Linked DNA regions of Homo sapiens: regions 2, 3 and 4 are each linked to region 1. Evidence: chromatin loops called from intact Hi-C (ENCODE). Cell type or tissue: heart right ventricle. All regions are shown on one strand. Region 1 has its middle 150 kb from the start of C10orf126. Region 2 has its middle 14 kb from the start of BAMBI. Region 3 has its middle 160 kb from the start of LYZL1. Region 4 overlaps LINC01517 (long intergenic non-protein coding RNA 1517).

Region 1 (2,500 bases):
TGGAAGCTGCTCCTACACAAGGAAGCCTGACAATAGCTTAACTATGAACCCATAAAAATATCTCACTAAACCCAGGGGCCGGGCATGGTGGCTCATGCCTGTATTCCCAGCACTTTGAGAGGCTGAGGTGGGCCGATCATCTGAGGTCAAGAGTTCGAGACCAGCCTGACCAACATGGAGAAACCCCGTCTCTACTAAAAATACAAAATTCGCCGGGTGTGGTGGCGCATGCCTGTAATCCTAGCTACTCGGGAGGCTGAGGCAGGAGAATCACTTGAACTCGGGAGGGGCAGGTTGCAGAGAGCTGAGATCGCGCCATTGCACTCCAGCCTGGGCAACAAGAGCAAAACTCCATCTCAAAAAAAGAAAAAAAAAAAACAAACAACAACAACAACAACAAAAAACCTCACTAAACCCAAATGAATTCTATCCCCAACTCAACCCTCCCTAAGCCAGTTCCAAAGACAACTTTTCCTGCTTCCATGTCCCCCAATAACAGGAGAAATATGACAGTAAGTGTTAGTGCAGAAGACAAGTGTAATCTTAACTGATTCCTTCAAAATGGGTTACTCCTGTAAATTTTATAAAAATCTATGACCATAGGCCAGGGATGGTGGCTAAGACCTATAATTCCAGCAATTTGGGAGGCTGAGGAGGAAGGATCACTTGAGGCCAGGAGTTTGAGACCAGTCTTGGCAACATAGCAAAACCCAGTCTGTACAAAAAATACAAAAATTAGCCAGGTGTGGTGGTGTGTACCTGTTATCCCAGCTACTCCGGAGGCTGAAACGAGAGGATCGCTTGACCCCAGGAGTTTGAGGCTGCAGTGAGCTGTGATCGCTACCGCACTCCAGCCTGGGTGACAGACCAAGACCCTGTCTGAAAAAAATATGTGTGTGTGTGTGTGTGTGTGTGTGTGTGTGTGTGTGTGTGTGTTATATGCACATGTGATATGGCCTCAGAAGGGGACCATGCAAATGAGAAGGCCCTGAAGTTGTGGCCTTCTTAGCTTCAATATCAACATGCCTTAGGTTCCTTTCCTGCTCCTCCCCCATGCTCTTGTACATACTTTTGTTATGACACAGTCATTGTGTAATTATAATCACTTGTTTGTCTGTTTCCTCACAGAATTGTGACCCCATGAAGGCAGGAACCCTATTTGTTCTATTGGTATCTCCAGCATCTAGCAAGATGCCTTGTGCATAGTAGTTAACCAATAAAAAGTGGTTGAATAAATGAATGAAGCACATTCATACTGAAGGTAAAGGTGTGTGATCAGAGAATCTCTCTCCGCAATGGCCACCAGGAGGAGCTGTTGGATGGCTCTGGATGGTTGGTGGGTGGGGTGGGGAAGAAAGGGGTAGAGAGAGAGTATGCAATTGGTAATTCTTCAAAAGGATACTTGAAATCAGGTTTGTGTAGTTCTGGACACAAGAAAGGCAACATGGGCCTTGTACCATCAAGCAATGGAAGTTGGAAAAAAAAAGAAAAAACAATCATCTCTGCTTTGGGGAATCACTGAATTGGCAAACCACCCCCATTTCCAACTTTTCTATGACCTGAGCCTTTGATGACAGCTAACATCAAATTGGGAGTATTCTGGAAACACCACGCCCAGGTCTGCGCCTTATATTTATAGAGCTTTTAGCACAAAGGCATTTTCTTCAAAGCACTTTAAGAGCTGGGCACACCCTGTCACACACATGAGCTCCATGAAAGGAATTGCAGCTTCACAGCAGCCCTGAGGCCTGAGCTGGCGAACAGGAATGCTTTGGAATACACTCCCTGGCCACAGGCGAGCAGCCCAGTTTGAAACTAGTGGGAAGAATGACATCAGGTGGGACCAGCCAAATCCCTGCTGAGGGGCCCGACCTGTATTTCTGCAAGAAAACCTTCGTCTTGATGATCATTGACCATGTACTAGACCCATACTTTATCTCCTTTAATCCTAACATTACCCCTATTGTGCAAATGAAGAAACTCCGAGGCAAAGAGAGGCAAAATAACTGACTTCAGGACCATCACCAGTAAGAGCCAAAGCTCTTTAACCTTGGTTAAAGCTCATCCCTCTCTACAATCATGTGCCTTTTGCTGCCGTTCTAATACATGATCTAAATGTATCAGAGAGAGGCTGACTCTAAGATCAGATGAGCCCAACATGGTTCTGGGTTGACTGTATTGCTTGACTTTGAGACCACCGTGACGGCCTTGGCATCATTCAAAAGCAGGCCCAAGTCCAGGAGTGGTGGCTCACACCTGTAGTCCCAGCATTTTGGGAAGCCAAGGTGGGAGGGTGGCTTCAGTCCAGAAGTTCAAGACCAGCCTGGGCAACACAACCCTTTCTCTATAAAAAATACAAAAACTAGCTGGGCATTGTGGCACGTGCCTGTAGTCCCAGTTACTTGAGAGGCTAAGGTGGGAGGATCACCTGAACCTGGGGAGATCAAGGCTGCAGTGAGCCGTGATCATGCCACTGCACTCCAGCCTGCAAAAACAGTGA
Region 2 (2,500 bases), 330 kb after region 1:
CTGTCCTCCCCAGTCCCCTCCCAAGTTTTCTGCACATCACATAGCCTGGTAGCAAGAGAAGCAGCTTATGCTCCAAACCATCAAACCCTCTTTATTTTTTTTCTTTTTTGAGACATAGTCTCACTCTGTTGCCCAAGCTGGAATGCAGTGGCACAATCTCGGTTCACTGCAACCTCCGCCTCCCAGGTTCAAGCGATTCTCCTGCCTCAGCCTCCCCAGTAGGTGGGACTACCGGCACGCACCACCATGCCCGGCTAATTTCTTTTGTATTTATTTTTAGTAGAGATGGGGTTTCACCATGTTGACCAGGCTGGTCTCGAACTCCTGACCTCGTGATCCACCTGCCTTGGTCCCCCAGAATGCTGGGATTACCAGTGTGAGCCATCGTGCCCAGCCTCAAACCCTCTTTTATCAAATGTTTGGATTCTTACACGTACATCATTCAAGTTACTTAAAATAATGTGTTCAGGCCAGGCCTGGTGATTCATGCCTGTATTCCCAGAGCTTTAGGAGGCCAGACTGGGGAATTGCTTGAGGCCAGGAGTTAAAGACCAGATTGGGCAACATAGTAAGAACCTTCTCTACAAAAAATATGAAAATTAGCCAGGCATGGTGGTGCATTCCTGTAGCCCCTTAGTCGGGAGGCTGAGGCAGGAAGATTGTTTGAGCCCAGGAGTCCGAGGCTGCAATGAGTTCTGCTCAAACCACTGCCTTCCAGCCTGGGCAACACAGTGAGGCCCTGTCTCTAAATAATAATAATAATAAATAATAATGCTGTGTTCATTCTCTAGAGAATAATTATGTTCCAAGCTCTAAAAGACTGAGGCGAGGGGAAGCAAGCAAACAAACAAAAAACCCACCAGGGTAACCACTGTTTCTTCAGCCAACACTGGAACTTTGGCATCTCTTATTACTTTTATTTTCCAGAGAATAAAATGCCCTCTTAACGGAGCCCAGAGCTTTCTCTTCCATCCTCCCGCAGGGAGGGAGAGGTCCTGTCGCAGGTCTTTCTCGCCCTCTTGTGGTGAGAGGGAAGCAGCGCTCAGCTGGGAAGACAGCAGCTGCTGTTTGCTGTTGATACAAGAAGCAAGGTCGTTCTAGGAAATATTTAGACTCGATATTTTAATGACTCTGTCTCCATGTCATGCAATGATCTCAGTAAAAGAGGACTGTGACCCCTGTTCCCAGAGTCTTTTTAAGGCTTCAGACAATAATGAGCCAAATTCCCTTTGTGCATAAGACAGAGAAGAGGTGGTGTTACCTCCAGCAGGTGCATATATGCCATGAAGTGCAACAGTGGCCATTGTTCTAAATAAATCACCCTTGCCTAAGAGTGTGTGCCACCCACCAGAAGGGAGAGTTTCTATTCTGGGCCATCCGAGTTCATTTCTGGGTCTTAATATTTTTGAATGGAAATGTGCTAACTGAACAGTACAAGGCATCATTCCTAATCTCTATGATCTAAACCTGGCCTTTTTTTCCCCTACAAATTTAGAAACTTTTTGTTTGTTTGTTTGTTTGTTTTTGAGATGGAGTTTCACTCTTGTTGCCCAGGCTGGAGTGCAGTGCAGTGGTGTGATCTTGGCTCACTGCAACCTCCACCTCCTGGGTTCAAGTGATTGTCCTGCCTTAGCCTCACAAGTAGCTGGGATTACAGCCTCCCAAGTAGCTGGAATTAGCCACCATGCCTGGTTAATTTTTGTATTTTTAGTAGAGATGGGATTTCACCATGTTGGCCAGGCTGGTCTTGAATACAAACTTTTTGACTGACTCTGACTTTAAAAAGCAAACAAACAGGAAGCCCCCAAACAGATGAATTAAGAAATGATCCCCTCCTTTCCTGATCTATATAACACCAAATGATGGGCGACTGAATTTTTGTCCCTAACTGAAACTGACAGCATTGTATTAACAGGAACTCTTATCCAGTTGGAGACCAAAGCCAAGAGACTAACAGGAAAAATCAGCCTCTAACTCTACATTAATCCCCAGTCTATACTGATCATATTAATCATATAGTTCATGCGGATGCTAAGAGCTATGTGAGACCACATCAGCCACTCTTTAAATTAAATGATGGGGGCTGGATGCGGTGGCTCACGCCTGTTATCTTAGCACTTTGGAAGGCCGAGGCATGTGGATTACTTGAGCCCAGGAGTTTGAGATCACCCTGGGCAACACAGTGAAACACTGTCTCTACAAAAAATACAAAAATTAGCCAGAAATGGTGGCATGTGCCTGTAGTCCCAAATTCCTCAGAGGCTGTGGTGGGAAGATCGCTTGAGCCATGGAGATTGAGGCTGCAGTGAGCCATAATCATGCCACTATACTCCAGACTGGGCAACAGAGCGAGATCCTCTCTCAAAAAACAAACAAAAATTAATTAATTAATTAATAAAAATGAGGCTGGGCACGGTGGTTCACGCCTGTGATCCCAGCACTTTGGGAGGCTGAGGCGGGTAGATCACCTGAGGTCAGATGTTCGAGACCAGCCTGGCCA
Region 3 (2,500 bases), 140 kb before region 1:
CTCCATGGCCAGCTTCTTTTGGAGATGAAGCATCTAAGCTTTAAGTCAAGTCTGCAAGTTTGAGCATGATTCAAATGTTGAATAAAACCTGGAGATGACAACTTTAATTATTAGGAGGATGCGTCACTTTTATATTATATTCAACAGTACTTAAATCCAATTACAACCACGCAGCTTACAGTACTTTTCTTCAAAGCTATTTCTGCAAGGTAGCAAATGAACCATCTTGTAACCGCATCAAAAGGAAGGTGAGGCCTTCCTACAGTCAGCTGAACCTTGGCCTGACTCTGACCTGTGCTTCATGGCCACCTAAGTATCTAGGACGTATGTACTTAGGTGGTTGTGTCCAATAGTCTGTCCTTGTGTGCAATTGTGATAAAACTTAATGACATCTTATACAATCTGTTTAATTACCTTCAAAGAGACAATGGTGTACCTGGCCAAGAATGGTACCACTTAGGAAGCGAACAAAGGCAGGGAAGGACAAAGAAAAGAGCACCTTTTCTAGCTGGGTGCACTGGTTCATGCCTGTAATCCCAGCACTTTGGGAGGCTGAGGCGGGTGGGTCACCTGAGGTCAGGAATTCTAGATCAGCCCGGCCAACAGGGTGAAATCCCATCTCTACTAAAAATACAAATATTAGCCAAGTGTGGTGGCACATGCCTGTAATCCCAGCTACTCAGGAGTCTGAGGCAGAAGAATCGTTTAACCCTGGGAGGTGGAGGTTGCAGTGAGCCCAGATCGCACCACTGCACTCCAGCCTAGGTGACAGAGCGAGACTCTGTCTGGAAAAAAAAAAAAAGAACACTTTTTCCAGAACAACTGGGGCAATTCTTCTCACCTTGCATAAGAGGACAAATTGCTGTTGGATGGAGGGTTTGGTGGAAGTGGGAGGTAGGATGTTAGCCCCATTTCTTTTTTTAGGATAAAGAGTAGGCAAGCAATATTTGACCACAGCAGGTAGTAGTGAAAGGGACATCAGCTTTCTTATTTTCATTCTACCGACTTTTGTTGACAATTATGGTCAGAGCAATCATTTTATACATGCATCACTATTGTACAGTAATCCATTCCCATGTCAATACTGGGGAATTCACATGTATTTTTTCCTTTTAAAGAGGTTTCAAAAAGTAATAAAATTAGAGAAATACTGATTTGCTGAGTATGATGCACCTGATTCTACCCTTAGAATATCCCACCTTAGGATGGGAGGAGGTCCTTATTTTTGCTCCCTGGGGGTGCACTGGGGACCTTTCCTTTGAACTGGGAAGAGAATTTAGTCAAATGGCCCCTAGTGGCCTGAAGGAATTACTGCAGTTTCCCTAAAATACACATCTTCATTATTGATCCCTGAATTCAACAGATTTCCAGTGTGTGTTTACTAAAGATAATGAACTTGTTACACAACAAAGAAAACAAATACACCTGGAATTAGTACGCTGCACTGACTTGCAGTATCACTAGGAGGAGCCCTTGCTTTTTGCTAACAGTTATAATGCCAATGGTTACAAGAATAACTTTGTGTTTTAAAAAATTAGGTAAAAATTGGCCTGATGCGGTGGCTCACGCCTGAAATCGTAGCACTCTGGGAGGCCGAGGCAGGTGGATCGCCTGAGCTCAGGAGTTCGAGACCAGCCTGGGCAACACGATGAAACTAAAAAAAAAAAAAAAAAAAAAAAATACAAAAAATTAGCCTCGCCCTACTCGGGAGGCTGAGACAGGAGAATTGCTATAACCCAGGAGGCAGAGGTTGCAGTGAGCTGAGATCATGCCACTGCACTCCAGCCTGGGCAACAGAGTGAGACTCCGTCTCTTAAAAAAAAATGTAAAAATTAATTTCTAACACTTATCAAAATAATAAATTTATATTCTTGCTTGTTTCAGAAAGATTTTAGGATCGTACAGGAATATGTAAATTACAAAAGAATATATAAAGGCAAAATAAAAACATAAGAAGAATGTAAATGAAAGCTCTGAATGAAGTTAATTCTCCAAAAGATAGTACGCTCTTCTGTTTCAGAAATTTCTGAGATTATGATTTTGCTACTCATCCAATGAGCTTATTGTCAGATTTGTCCAGAAATGAGGTGCACAACTATTAATATTATTCTCCACTGCGCTGTTAGAACACTTACTCTGTTAAATACATAGTAATGATCCTAAGTTTCATAGTGTCCACAAAACTCTATGGCATAGCTTAAATTAAAAAAACAGACAAACTATAACAACAAAACCCAATATGCCCCTAATTTCCTTCCTTCTGTTACAAACATATTAAGAATTCCCGGCCAGGAGTGTAGCTATCTGTAAGTATTTTGGGAGGCCAAAGTGGGAAGATTTTTTGAAGCTAAGAGTTTGAGAACAGCTTGGTCAATGTAGCCAGACTCTGTCTCTACAAAAAAAAAAAAACTTTTTAAATTTAACCGGGTATGGTGGTGCATACCTCTAGTCCCAGCTACTCAGGAGGCTAGGGCACGAGGATCACTTGAGCCCAGGAGTT
Region 4 (2,500 bases), 190 kb after region 1:
AGAATACAGATCTAGAATTTCTAAATTACCCTTGGCGCAAAGATCTGGTTTACCACTCAAACAGTATAATTATAAAGTTGGCGTAAAGGAGACCAGGGATCTAGTTACTAATTTCTTACTAGCAATAGCATCAAAACCTTCTCTGCTGGTAGCTGGTCTCTTGACAAAAACCGTGTGTCTTGTACATGATGTGACCTATAGGGAGAACTGGTTTTAATCAGGCTGATCTATAAAATGGTATGCGGTTGTGGTCTTGCTTCTCAGATGTCAATCTGAGCAGAGGAGAAAGTGAGGGTTGGAATTGTCAAAGTAACTAAGGTCGGGGGGAAACACTTTACATAAATGCTCCCTTGTCTTGTAGATGCAGTGTATAGGCTAAGTTTGTCAGAAAATTCAGTGGGAACCCTCTGGTGGATTTGAGAAAAATTACCAGAAACATTCCTGTTGTTCATGGTTTTTGGACCAGATTCTGCCCAGCCTCAAAAAGGAAATTCTGGCTTGGTTACAGCCTTAAATGGGTGCTCAAATCCCCTGAACATTTGCTGCAAAAGTACTTTCATTCTTACTCCATTTTGGTTAATAAGAACACCAGGCATCAAAGTCACATCCTGGCCTTATCCCTGTTTACCTTGGCAGTGATAGATATAGCCAGAGTTCCAAAGATTATTCATTTCTAAGGTACAAAATTCCCCTCTCCCCTCTGCCTTTTTTTTTTTTTTTTTCCAGAGACAGGGTCTCACTCTGTCCCCTAGGCTGGAGTGCAGTGGCTGAATCATAGCTCACTGCAGTCTCTAACTCTTGGGGGCAAGTGATCCTCTCAACTCAACCTCCTGAGTAGCTGGGACTACAGACATATCCCACCATGCCTGACTGATTTTTTTTTTTTTTTCTTTTTATTGTAGTGATGAAGGTCACACTATATTGCTCAGGCAGGTCTTGAACTCCTGGCTTCAACTGATCCTCCGATCTCAGCCTCCAAAAGTGCTGGGATTACAGCTATAATCCATGGCACCCAGCCCCATTTTTTTTTTTACAAATTTTACAGAATTTTTACATGGCAGACTTTTTTTCTATCTAATTATTACTTTTGTTTCCTAGGGAAATGCTAAAGTGCAAATGTAGGGTTTTATTTATTTATTTATTTATTTATTTATTTTTATTTTGAGACAAGGTCTCACTCTGTCACCCAGGCTGGAGTGCAGTGACACCATCACAGCTCACTGCAAACTTCATCTCCTGGACTCAAGCCATCCGCCCACTGGACTCAAGCCATCCGCCCACGTCAGCCCCACAAAGTGTTCAGATTATACGCATGAGTCACCACATCAGACCCTGCAAATGTAGATTTTTGAAAAAACAACTGCAACATTTTAGCCCTTTTTAAAATCAGGACCCCTAGGTCTTTCCCAATATAACTAACTAGCCAGTGATTCCTCACTCATCTACCTTTTTTTTTTTTTTTTTTTTTTTTTTTTTTTGATACGGAGTCGCACTCTGTCACCCAGGCTGGAGCGCAGTGGCGCGATCTTGGCTCGATGCAACCTCCGCCTCCCGGGTTCAAGCGATTCTTCTGCCTCAGCCTCCCGAGTAGCTGGGACTATAAGTACCCGTCACCACGCCCGGCTAATTTTTGTATGTTTAGTAGAAATGGGGTTTCGCCGTATTGGCCAGGCTGGTCTCGAACTCCTGACCTCAGTATCCACCCACCTCAGCCTCCCAAAGTGTTGGGATTACAGGCATGAGCCACCGCGCCCAGCCCACTCCCTTTTAAATGCAGATCTTCTGTGGGAGGATTAAGTCACTGAGCCCACAGGGAACTGTGCTGGGAGGGGAAGTGGAGGGTGTGGAAAGCCGGTGGAAAACAAATCTGTGGATAGCCTGTAGGGCAGATGCCTGAGGCTTGGGGAGACTGGGAAAGCAGGTCTCTAAAAGGAACTTCATCCTTTTTCTCCTAGGCCTCAGATGATGCTAGAGTCCTGCCAGAAATTGCAAATAATTCTGGCTCACTTTTGTATTAGTGCAGGTGCGTAGACCAGAGTCTAGAAGAGCAACAACAACGACAATAAAATTCAGTGTGTCCTTGAGGCATTTTCATGAGATGATATTAAATATATAATTAAATACTACTCATTGTTTTTTCTCACAAATATATACCCACCACCTACCAGGAACTGTCCCAGAAATTGATGAGGAAAAAATGATTTTTATGCCATAACTAATCATACCGTAATATGCACTAGAAAAAGCAAAGAACGTAAAATAGTATATCATGGGGACATTCGAATTTATAATCCTAGGAGTGACATGTAAGCTGGGCTTGAAAGAATAACCATAATTTTGCTGAACTAATAAGTAGGTTGTGGAAGAGAGTGCTAGCTGATTAGGAAAACCTCTGCTCTCCTTCTAAGCACGCAGTTAAACCGTTTTCCATCCGTTTTTGCCGTTAAGTGTGGTCATATGACTGAGTTCTAACCAATTAGAATGAGACGGCAAGGGATGT

Evidence for each region. A loop is a pair of places that touch in the nucleus more often than their neighbours do. Peaks named below come from ENCODE experiments on the same cell type or tissue, not always from the same donor. Only the 100,000 strongest peaks of a DNase experiment are listed, where the experiment ranks them.
Region 2: a loop joins it to region 1, with 10 times the contacts of the local background. A loop is called at or near these places in 97 of 110 quality-filtered maps.
Region 3: it touches region 1 in a loop (2.4-fold over the local background); 12 of 110 quality-filtered maps call a loop at or near these places.
Region 4: a loop joins it to region 1, with 4 times the contacts of the local background. A loop is called at or near these places in 9 of 110 quality-filtered maps.

The regions. Positions count from the first base shown.
Region 1 is chr10:28,990,739-28,993,238 of GRCh38, reverse strand. No RefSeq gene overlaps it. Among named protein-coding and RNA genes, the nearest start is that of C10orf126, 150 kb to the right of the region's middle. RefSeq lists a silencer at 1,145-1,439 and an enhancer at 1,184-2,383. In heart right ventricle, a CTCF peak has its summit at 1,311 (motif pointing right); no DNase peak of the experiment used is centred here; H3K27ac peaks cover 836 bases.
Region 2 is chr10:28,662,553-28,665,052 of GRCh38, reverse strand. No RefSeq gene overlaps it. Among named protein-coding and RNA genes, the nearest start is that of BAMBI, 14 kb to the left of the region's middle. In heart right ventricle, CTCF peaks have their summits at 817 and 1,032 (motif pointing left); a DNase peak (open chromatin) is centred at 1,022.
Region 3 is chr10:29,129,221-29,131,720 of GRCh38, reverse strand. No RefSeq gene overlaps it. Among named protein-coding and RNA genes, the nearest start is that of LYZL1, 160 kb to the left of the region's middle. In heart right ventricle, CTCF peaks have their summits at 1,212 and 1,417; no DNase peak of the experiment used is centred here.
Region 4 is chr10:28,796,098-28,798,597 of GRCh38, reverse strand. The region is part of intron 2 of LINC01517 (long intergenic non-protein coding RNA 1517); the gene reads right to left. Among named protein-coding and RNA genes, the nearest start is that of LINC00837, 1.3 kb to the right of the region's middle. In heart right ventricle, no CTCF peak of the experiment used is centred here; a DNase peak (open chromatin) is centred at 1,257.